Regions from separate parts of the Homo sapiens genome. Here region 1 is linked to region 2. Evidence: read pairs that join two places in POLR2A ChIA-PET (ENCODE). Cell type or tissue: MCF 10A. All regions are shown on one strand. Each heading gives the region's core, and the rest is flanking DNA. Links, peaks and the distances in the headings are about the cores only. Region 1 overlaps IGF1R (insulin like growth factor 1 receptor). Region 2 overlaps IGF1R (insulin like growth factor 1 receptor).

Region 1 (4,394 bases), core at 252-4,251, 110 kb before region 2:
CACTGCAACCTCCGCCTCCAGGGTTCAAGCGATTCTCCTGCCTCAGCCTCCCAAGTAGCTAGGACTACAGGCACGTGCCACCACACCTAATTTGTTTGTGTATTTAGTAGAGACAGGGTTTCACCATGTTAGCCAGGATGGTCTTGATCTCCTGACCTCGTGATCACCTGCCTCGGCCTCCCAAAGTGCTGGGATTACAGGTGTGAGCCATTACGTCCAGCCTTTTTTTTTTTTTAAATAAAGAGGGTCTCAGGCTGGCGTGCAGTGGCACGATCTCGGCTCACTGCAGCCTTGACCTCCTCTGCTCAAGCAATCCTCCCGCCTGAGCCCCCCAAATAGCTGGGACCACAAGTATGCACCACCATACCTGGCTTTTTTTTTTTTTTTTTTTTTTTTGTATTTTTTGTAGAGACGGGGTCATTCTATGTTGCCCAGGCTTGTCTCGAACTCCTGGCCTCAAGCGATCCACCTGCCTTGGCTTCTCAAAGTGCTAGGATTACAGATGTGAGCCACTATGCCTGGCCAATAATTATATAAATTTTGATATAAATTCCTGCTCTTCAAGGAGATGTGGGTTTTTTTTCCTCCTGAGAGTATATTTATAAAGTTAATTGGATTTTATACAAAAGAAGCTTTTGACTCATTTCATTTAGCTTTTAATGTTATCATCTGGGAGGAGATGGTGAAGAATTCTGTTAGCCAAACCATGGCGAATTAATGTTTCTTACAGATGGTTTTATTACTTTTTATGATATTATTTGGATCATGAAACAAGTATCTTGGAAAATGTGAGATACAAAGATGTGAGTTGGGAGGTCTCTCTTGTATGTGAGTTCCTTCTATAACAGAGAAAGGATACTTTCAGTTTAAGCTGAGATGCTTTTTCCTTTTCACTCTTGAAAAGTCTTTGTTGCAGGAATTTTCTGTGCCCTCCCTCCTCTGGGACAGATCTGCTTCTTGATACTGCAGGGCTCCAGCCTTCCTTCCAGCCAGCTCATTTCTCAGGGAAGCCTTGTTTTCCTTTTTCAGAAAATTTAAATGTATATTTAACGCACAATTTAACTCCCTTTCCTGTTGATAATTTTTTTCTTCTTCATATTTTGTTATTAATAATAGCTTACAGAATGGGATCAGTATCAGGATCGGGAGGTAACCAGGTCTCCAAGTTTTCCCTTTCGTTTTTCTTTTCTGCTTTTAATGAGCCTTAATTAATCCAGGGAGCTAGGCTGCAGTATCTGTGGCTCTCCCTGATGTTTTCTTTCTGCCTTTCTGTCTTGGAGGGGAACCTGAGGATTTGGAAGTAGAGGGCTCTACTAGTGCTTCCTTTTTGTCCTTTTCTCATTGTCCAAAAGAGTCTTAAGCGATCTCCAGGAAATCCCCTGCTCCTGCCAGGAATCTGCCTGTGAGTATTTGAGTGAGTTGCTGCTTTTTAAGTACCAGTTGAGAAGCTGAAGGTTGGTGTTGTGGTTGTGATAAACTCCCAACATGAAAACTGAGGACCACCAGCGTTTTCAGCTCACCTTTGACTCACGCTGGCAGCTCCAGGAACACTGAACAGGAGTCCCCACTGAACCTTTGCTGCGTTCCGAAGCAGCACAGCCATGGTTAGGCACTGCCAGGCAGCTCTTGGAAACCACAGGGAGGGAAGTTTTGGTTCCTTCTTTCTGTCTTTGTTTTTGAGAGGAATGAGCTTGGAATAAAAGAACGCTAGTAATGACTGATTTGCAGGTTAGGTGTAAACATTAAATCCTCATAACAGGCTAATGAGAGGTGGGAGAAATTATCCCCATTTTACAGATGAAGGAACAGAGGCTCCTAGAGACTAAAGAACTTGCTACTCAATGAGGTCAGGATTCACACCTAGGTTGACCTGAGGATAGCTGCTGCAGTGCTCACCCTTCCTACCTTCCCAAGAAACAATACGCAGAGAATTTCTTTTCTAAATATTGTGTGCCTAGAAGGTGCTTTGTGTTATCGAAACAGATATATATGTGTATATCTGGTCTCTTTAAAATTCTCTTTAATAAAAACAAAAAGTGATGCTAGTGTAAAATAAAAGATATATATAGAAAATTGTGTGTCCTCGTTAATCTTCTTTAGGAAAGATATATGCATATATGCAGTATAGTTTTGGGTTTTTATAAAAATGAGATCATGCTATTAGTATAGTGAATAGCCTCTATATAGTCTTTCGTAACATTTTTACTTTTTCTCGGTGTATGGATATCAATTTAGGTCAGTTGCTGCGGAGTTTGAAACGAGTTAAAATTTCAGCAGTTCACAAAATGGATGATTCATAGTTTAGTCGAGCCATCATCTGTTGATGGACAGTCATGTGGTTTCTTGTTTTTTCTTTCTCTGTGTTTCACTAATGAAACAGGATTACAGTAAATTGACTCGTGTATGTGTATACATCCATCTTTGCTGGTACTATAGAAAAGTGTATTGCTGGCTGGGCATGGTGGCTCATGCCTGTAATCCCGGCAATTTGGGAGGCTGAAGTGGGTGGATCACCTGAGGTGAGGAGTTTGAGACCAGCCTGACCAACATGGCAAAACCCTGTCTCTACTAAAAATACAAAAATTAGCTGGGCGTGGTGGCAGTGGAGGCTGAGGCAGGAGAATTGCTTGAACCCAGGAGGCGGAGGTTGCAGTGAGCCTACATCGTGCCACTGCACTCCAGCCTGAATGACAGAGCAAAACTCCATTGCAAAAAAAAAAAAAAAAAAAAAAAAAAAAAAAAAAAGGCATTACTGCCTTGTTCCTGATTTAAATAAAAAAATGTGTTTTAACAAGGAATATGTTAAGTTTTGGTAAATATAGTTTATCATATTTAAGTTGTGTATACTCATTCATGTTTTAATTTTTATCGGAAGAGGCTGATGAATTTTATGAAATGCCTTTTTGGCATGATATAATTGTGAGCTTTTGCTTTTATTTGGTGGTGTAATAAATTACGTTGATTAGATTTCCCAATATTGAATCATCTTTGCATTCCTGGAATAAGCCCTAATTTGTTATGGTGTGATAATCTTTGGATATGTTGCTATTTGATTTGCTAATATTTTTTTAAAAATTGTGACTGTAGCCTACAAAGCCCTACAGATAGGGGTCTTTAGTTTTTTTCCTTGTTTGCATTCTATCAGGTATTGATATTAGGATTATGTTTTTTAAATAATTTAAGAAGAATTTCACCCTTTCCCAGCATCTAGAAGCATTTACATAATATAGGAAATAACCTGTTTTTTTTTTTTTTTTAAGTTAGAGTAAAATTAACTGGAAAACTTCATAGGCATCCCCTGTAGTCCCATCCCAGAACATTTTAAAACAAATTTTTTAGTTTTTCAGAATATATTATAGTTGTTCTGTTCAGCTTTTAAGCCTTTTCTCTGGATTTTGATATTTTCTACTTGCTGGGAAAGAATTTATCTACAATTTGAGTTTATCGCACAGTTATTTGTAATATTGTTATCATTTCTCTGGTAATCATAACCCTTTCTCATTACTAACACATATTTTTGCTCTTTTTTTGCTTTTTTCCCCCTTAATCAAGTTTGTTAGAAGTTTATATATTTTATTGTCTTCAAAAAACTAGGTATATTAATTTTATATTTATCCTGCTTTTAATTTCATCTCAGTATTTAATTTTTATTCACTTTTTCCATTCCTTTAAGTTTATTAAGTTGAATGCCTGTCTCATTTGCTTTTTAGTCTTCTTAAAATAATGGCATTTAAGGCTATACATTTTCTTTGAAAATTGCTTTTGTTACGTATTTTTGGTTTTAGACAGTTGATCTCCTTTTTGTTGTTTTCTAGATGGTTTGTAATTAAAATATTTATTTGATCTTTGATTCTGACATTACTTAGAAGTATGTCTGTCCTTGAATTTTTCTTTTGCTTACCTTTTGATATTGTTTATATGATTTATGAATGCAGCTCTGAGGTATCTGAGAGGATTTATTAACGTTTACTTGCATCCAAGTACATGATTAAGTTTTAATTGCTTTGTGGACATTAAAAAATTATGCCCTTGGTAAAATGCAAAGGTTTTATTTTCTGTATTTAGTAAATCAAACTTACTGATTGCATTATAGTCAGATCTTCCAAATTCATGTATGTTTTCAGTTGTCAAATTGACAGTTAATGATGCACCTTTTATAATTTTTTTTTTTGAGACAGAGTTTCACTCTGTCGCCCAGGCTGTGTAGTGCAGTGGCGTGATCTTGGCTCACTGCAGCCTCTGTCTCCTGGATTCAAGTGGTTCTCCTGCCTCAGCCTCCTGAGTAGCTGGGATTATAGGCACATGCCACTGCACCTGGCTAATTTTCATATTTTTAGTAGAGATGAGGTCTCACTATATTGGCCAGGCTGGTCTCAAACTCCTGACCTCAAATG
Region 2 (4,394 bases), core at 92-4,091:
GCATTCTGTTCCTCATTATTCTTTCACCCACTAATTTTAACATCCATTACTGTGATGTTTGCCAAATGGTGATTTTCTATTTCTGTTTTCTACACTTAGTAATTGGATTCTACTCTCAGGATTTTATGTATTTTTTAACAGTGAGGGACATAAACTTTTTAACTAGCAGTGGCAAGTCCACTTTTATTTGGGAGGACAATTACTAGTCACATGAAGAAGAAAAAATATGCAGAAGCTTAAGAAATCCCACATATGAATGTTATTTGAAATGTTCTTGCCCTTTCTCCCTACAAAGGAGGTGAAGAAGATGACAGGAGATGTTAATTGCCAAAATAGTCTCATAGTTTTGGTCCTGGCTGCAAATCTCTCGTTTTTGATACTCAAGAGAATGCTATTGGGGAACTGACTCTGAAGCACAGCCCAGATGCTTGAGATGGGTTGGGAAGGTTTACATCAACACCATGAATTTAATTTATCATGTGACATTTTATTTCTGAGTTTTTAAAGCTGTAATTAAAAGAAGTGTTCAAAGTGTTGCTTTCCTCTTTTAGAATAAACGTGGCTGGGTGTGGTGCCTCATGCCTGTTATCCCAGCACTTTGGGAGGCCATAGGCAAGAGGATTGCTTGAGCCAGGAGTTTGGGACCAGCTTGGGCAACATAGGGAAACCACATCACTACAAAAAAAAAAATTAGCCTGTCATGGTAGCATGCACCTGTGGTCCCACTTACTTGGGAGGCTGAGGTGGGAGGATCACCTGAGTTCAGGAGGTCAAAGCTGCAGTGAGGTGTGATCATGCCCCTGCTCTCCAGCCTGGACAACAGAGCAAGACACTGTCTCAAATAAATAGGCAAACATTACCAACATGGCAAACAAGTTGGAGGAGGCCCCCTATTTAATTAAATTTCAGCAGTCCCAAATCTAATTGGTATGAAGAAATCATTATTCAGAATTTTCCATCACTGAAATACTAAAATCACTTGTTGTTTGAGACATCTTGGCCTGTCACCCAGGCTGGAGTGCAGTGTTGCTCTCATAGCTCACTGGAGCAGGAGCCTCAACCTCCCAGGTTTAAGTTAATGCTCCCACCTCAGCCTCCTGAGTAACTGCCACTACAGGCGTGTGCCACCATGCCCAGCTAATTTTTTAATTTTTCGTAGAGATGGGGTCTGTGTTGCCCAGGTCCCTCTTGAACTCCTGGCCTCAAGCTATCTTCTCCAGTCGGCCTCCCAAAGGGCTGTGATTACAGGCGGGAGCCACAGCGCTCAGCCTAAAAATAACTCTTTAGCCAAAAGAAAGTTTTAAAAAATTGTCTGTTGTATTCTTTGATTTTACTCTATGTGGTCTTTTCTATTATTTTTAAAATAAAAAAGATTTATACTCCTCAAGTGTAACATTTTATCAAATCTCATGCTTCTGTTTGATGAAACCGAATGGCTAAATTTTTTAAATATCATGCAATCCATCCCAGTTTGTAATTTTATTATGGCCCTCACACAAGAGCGTGCAAGCTATACTAAGCTTCCTGTGGCCCTCGTTTTTCCTCACTGATATTTGTAACTCATTCCAAATTAAATTTTAGGAGTCTGAAATGTAGCTGTTATATTTGGGAGATGTGAAGAAAAGAATCGTAGGCATCTCAGTAGGCTAGGTATCAGATCACACATGCTTGCTGGACCAAAGAGGACTCCTTACAGTAGGATACATGATTCTGAGTTAGTTTGTGTACTAAGTATATACTATATAGCTTTTGAAGGGGAGACGGGCACAGAATTCACAATATCATGCACTAAGGGTTATTTTGTGTTTGCAGTTTCCAGATGAATGTTTTAAAGTTGGCTGCAGAATACAGCGAGATAGGTAAAATCTATTTGAGTATTACTTACAGACCCCAAAGGATATCCCAAAGGATATGTTGGACTAATTCCTAAAATATCCTGTAAGTCATTGCAGGTACAGGCGTGGATCTGGGTTTGGAAACGCCGCCTGGATCGCTGGCTGGGCTCCTGCAGCCGCCAAGGAGGGGCTGGCTGGAGGTGGGGCTCGGCGTGCATAGCGGCCACGTGACTGCGCCCCGGCCACGCCCACCGTCCCTCACGTGGTCCCAGGCCACGCTGGGCTTCGGCATGTGCTAAAGTGGATAGAAAAGGGAGTGGGGCCCGGGCGTGGCTTTGTGGTTTGGGAAGATATGAACTCCTTGGGGTTTTTTTCTCTTTTAATTCTTTAATTTTGATATTTGGAAATGCGTAAAAGGTTTTTCATTTGTCCTTGACCACGTGGTCCAAACCTCAATTTCCCTAGCAGAACGCGGTTTCGATCACTGGTGGATCCGTCTCACAGCACCAGTCATGCTGCCTCGCTGGGAAGTGGAGGGCTCAGGATTCCCGTGGTTCACGATCCATTTTATGTTGGAAGGAAATCATTTTGAACTATCTCAGTACACACCCTAGTGTATCTTTAAACCTAATTGAGTGTTGATGGAAAATCTGCGGTCCGAGAACCGTAAGAAAAGGGGGCTCCCACCTCCCGCTCTGGGGTCGCCACTTGCCTCGCAGGCAGGAGGAGGCTCCCAGAGTAGATACAACTTGCCCGTCACCCGGATGGGTTGGTAGTGCACATATGCACGGGGCGCAGTTTAAAATGAAAGTAAAAGATGCAAATGTGTTTGCAAAAGAAAAATTAACATAGGATACGTGCGGGCGTTCTCAGTTGAACTCGGTCTTACTGTTCCACGCGAGCACCCCATGACTCAGAGCCCAAATCTCAGCGGAACAGCCCAGGACGCTCCTGCCGTCCACAGGAAGACGCCTCTGTCTCTGTCCCCCGCCGCCACCACACAGATGCACGTACTCTCTTCACTTCCGTGTACCCAGTAAATGCAGATCCTGATTTAAATCTGCAGCACGCTGCTTTCTTCCCATTGCATGTGGGAAGCTTCAGGTTCTCTTCGGTTTATTTTCTCATCACCTTTATTAAAATGCAGTAAAGCAAGGAGTATATTAATGCGGGCCTCTGCAAATAGAGGGAATTTATTGAAAAGCAGAATGGCTTGAAAGATTGAACTTCATCTTAAAAATCAGAAACAGACTCTTGTTATTAATAGCTTTAGAAACGAAAATCTAACTTCTGATAAATTATTTCAGAGGAGTGGTTCAAACGTGTAGTAGATAGCTCTGCCTGGTCATCAATTATAGTGACGTCCTTGCATCAGCTCCAGAAACTCAGAATATTCATGAGCTTTCCAGTCTGACTCAGACCTTCAGGAGCCATGAAATTTTCCTGTTGGGATGAGAGGAAGCGCTGGCGGTCGTTTCGGCAGCTTAATGAAACCAGAAATAGATAAGCACGAGTGAGGGGTGATGTCCGCTTGTTTGCTCCCATCATGTTGTTTTTAATGTGTGAAAGTGAAAGTTTTAAAAGTCATACTAAATGTGTGATCCTTTTTAGAATTCACTGGGTACGGGTACGTGGAGGAAGTGTTTTTGTTTTTGTGAATTTGTTTAAACAAATGACTGAGGCTTTGTTTTCCACTCTGTCTGGCCAAGCACCATTGCTACACTTTTTTAAATTCATGACATCCTGAGCAGTGAAGCTGTTCTTCAGCCCGCCTCTCCATTTGTGACTGGAAGACAAGGAGGCAGACACCAATGGCGCCTCTCACAATGGAGGTTTATTTTTTTTTAATCTAACGGAGGGATTGTAGATGGTGTAAAACTTCCTTGTGCCAGGAGAGAAAGGGGGAGAGAGAGAGAGAGAGAGAGAGAGAGAGAAATAACCCATTCTAAACAACTTTAGGAATAGATGATCCGTAGGCATCAACTTTGCGCAGCAACAAAAGCCACTTTCTGAACCTCGTTCTGTGAAGTTTTAAAACAAATTGGGTTTGTTTAATTAAAATATTTCTTAAAGGCAAAAAGCACTGAGCTAATTTTTAAGAATTTTAAGTTATATATTAATATGAGTAGTGATTTATAATTTTCTGTTGAAATACATAAATTCGAGAAGCCCCACCCCTACCACTTGCCAGTCTTGAGTCCCCACGGCTCCTTTGCCTAGGTCTAAAGTCACTGCTTGCACACTCCTGCCTTGCATATGCCTTGCCATCGTGTGGGCCTCTTGGCTGGAAGTGTTCTTGTCCTCCCGTTAGGTATCTTTTATGACGTGAATCCTTACCTCTAATTATTATCTGTGTGTACATCTCATCACCTGCATCTGACTGTGTGCCTTGTGTATGTCTCTTAGCCCTCACAATTGCCTGACATGCCTTACAAACGGGTAGACCAAGTGTTAAATGAACAAATATTTAATAAGAACTTAAAAGCTTTTTGACTTTATATATTTTTAAAGCCATTGTGATTAAACACTATGTTTGATGTGGTGCTAATTCTGTGCTTT

Evidence for each region. ChIA-PET counts read pairs that join two places held together with the same protein. Peaks named below come from ENCODE experiments on the same cell type or tissue, not always from the same donor. Only the 100,000 strongest peaks of a DNase experiment are listed, where the experiment ranks them.
Region 1: POLR2A ChIA-PET joins it to region 2 with 5 read pairs; 2 of 35 experiments call an interaction of 5 or more read pairs at or near these places.

The regions. Positions count from the first base shown.
Region 1 is chr15:98,753,009-98,757,402 of GRCh38, forward strand. All of the region lies in intron 2 of IGF1R (insulin like growth factor 1 receptor), which reads left to right. Among named protein-coding and RNA genes, the nearest start is that of MIR4714, 29 kb to the right of the region's middle. In MCF 10A, for the core only: no CTCF peak of the experiment used is centred there; no DNase peak of the experiment used is centred there.
Region 2 is chr15:98,863,416-98,867,809 of GRCh38, forward strand. All of the region lies in intron 2 of IGF1R (insulin like growth factor 1 receptor), which reads left to right. Among named protein-coding and RNA genes, the nearest start is that of MIR4714, 81 kb to the left of the region's middle. In MCF 10A, for the core only: no CTCF peak of the experiment used is centred there; DNase peaks (open chromatin) are centred at 2,106, 2,716 and 3,246.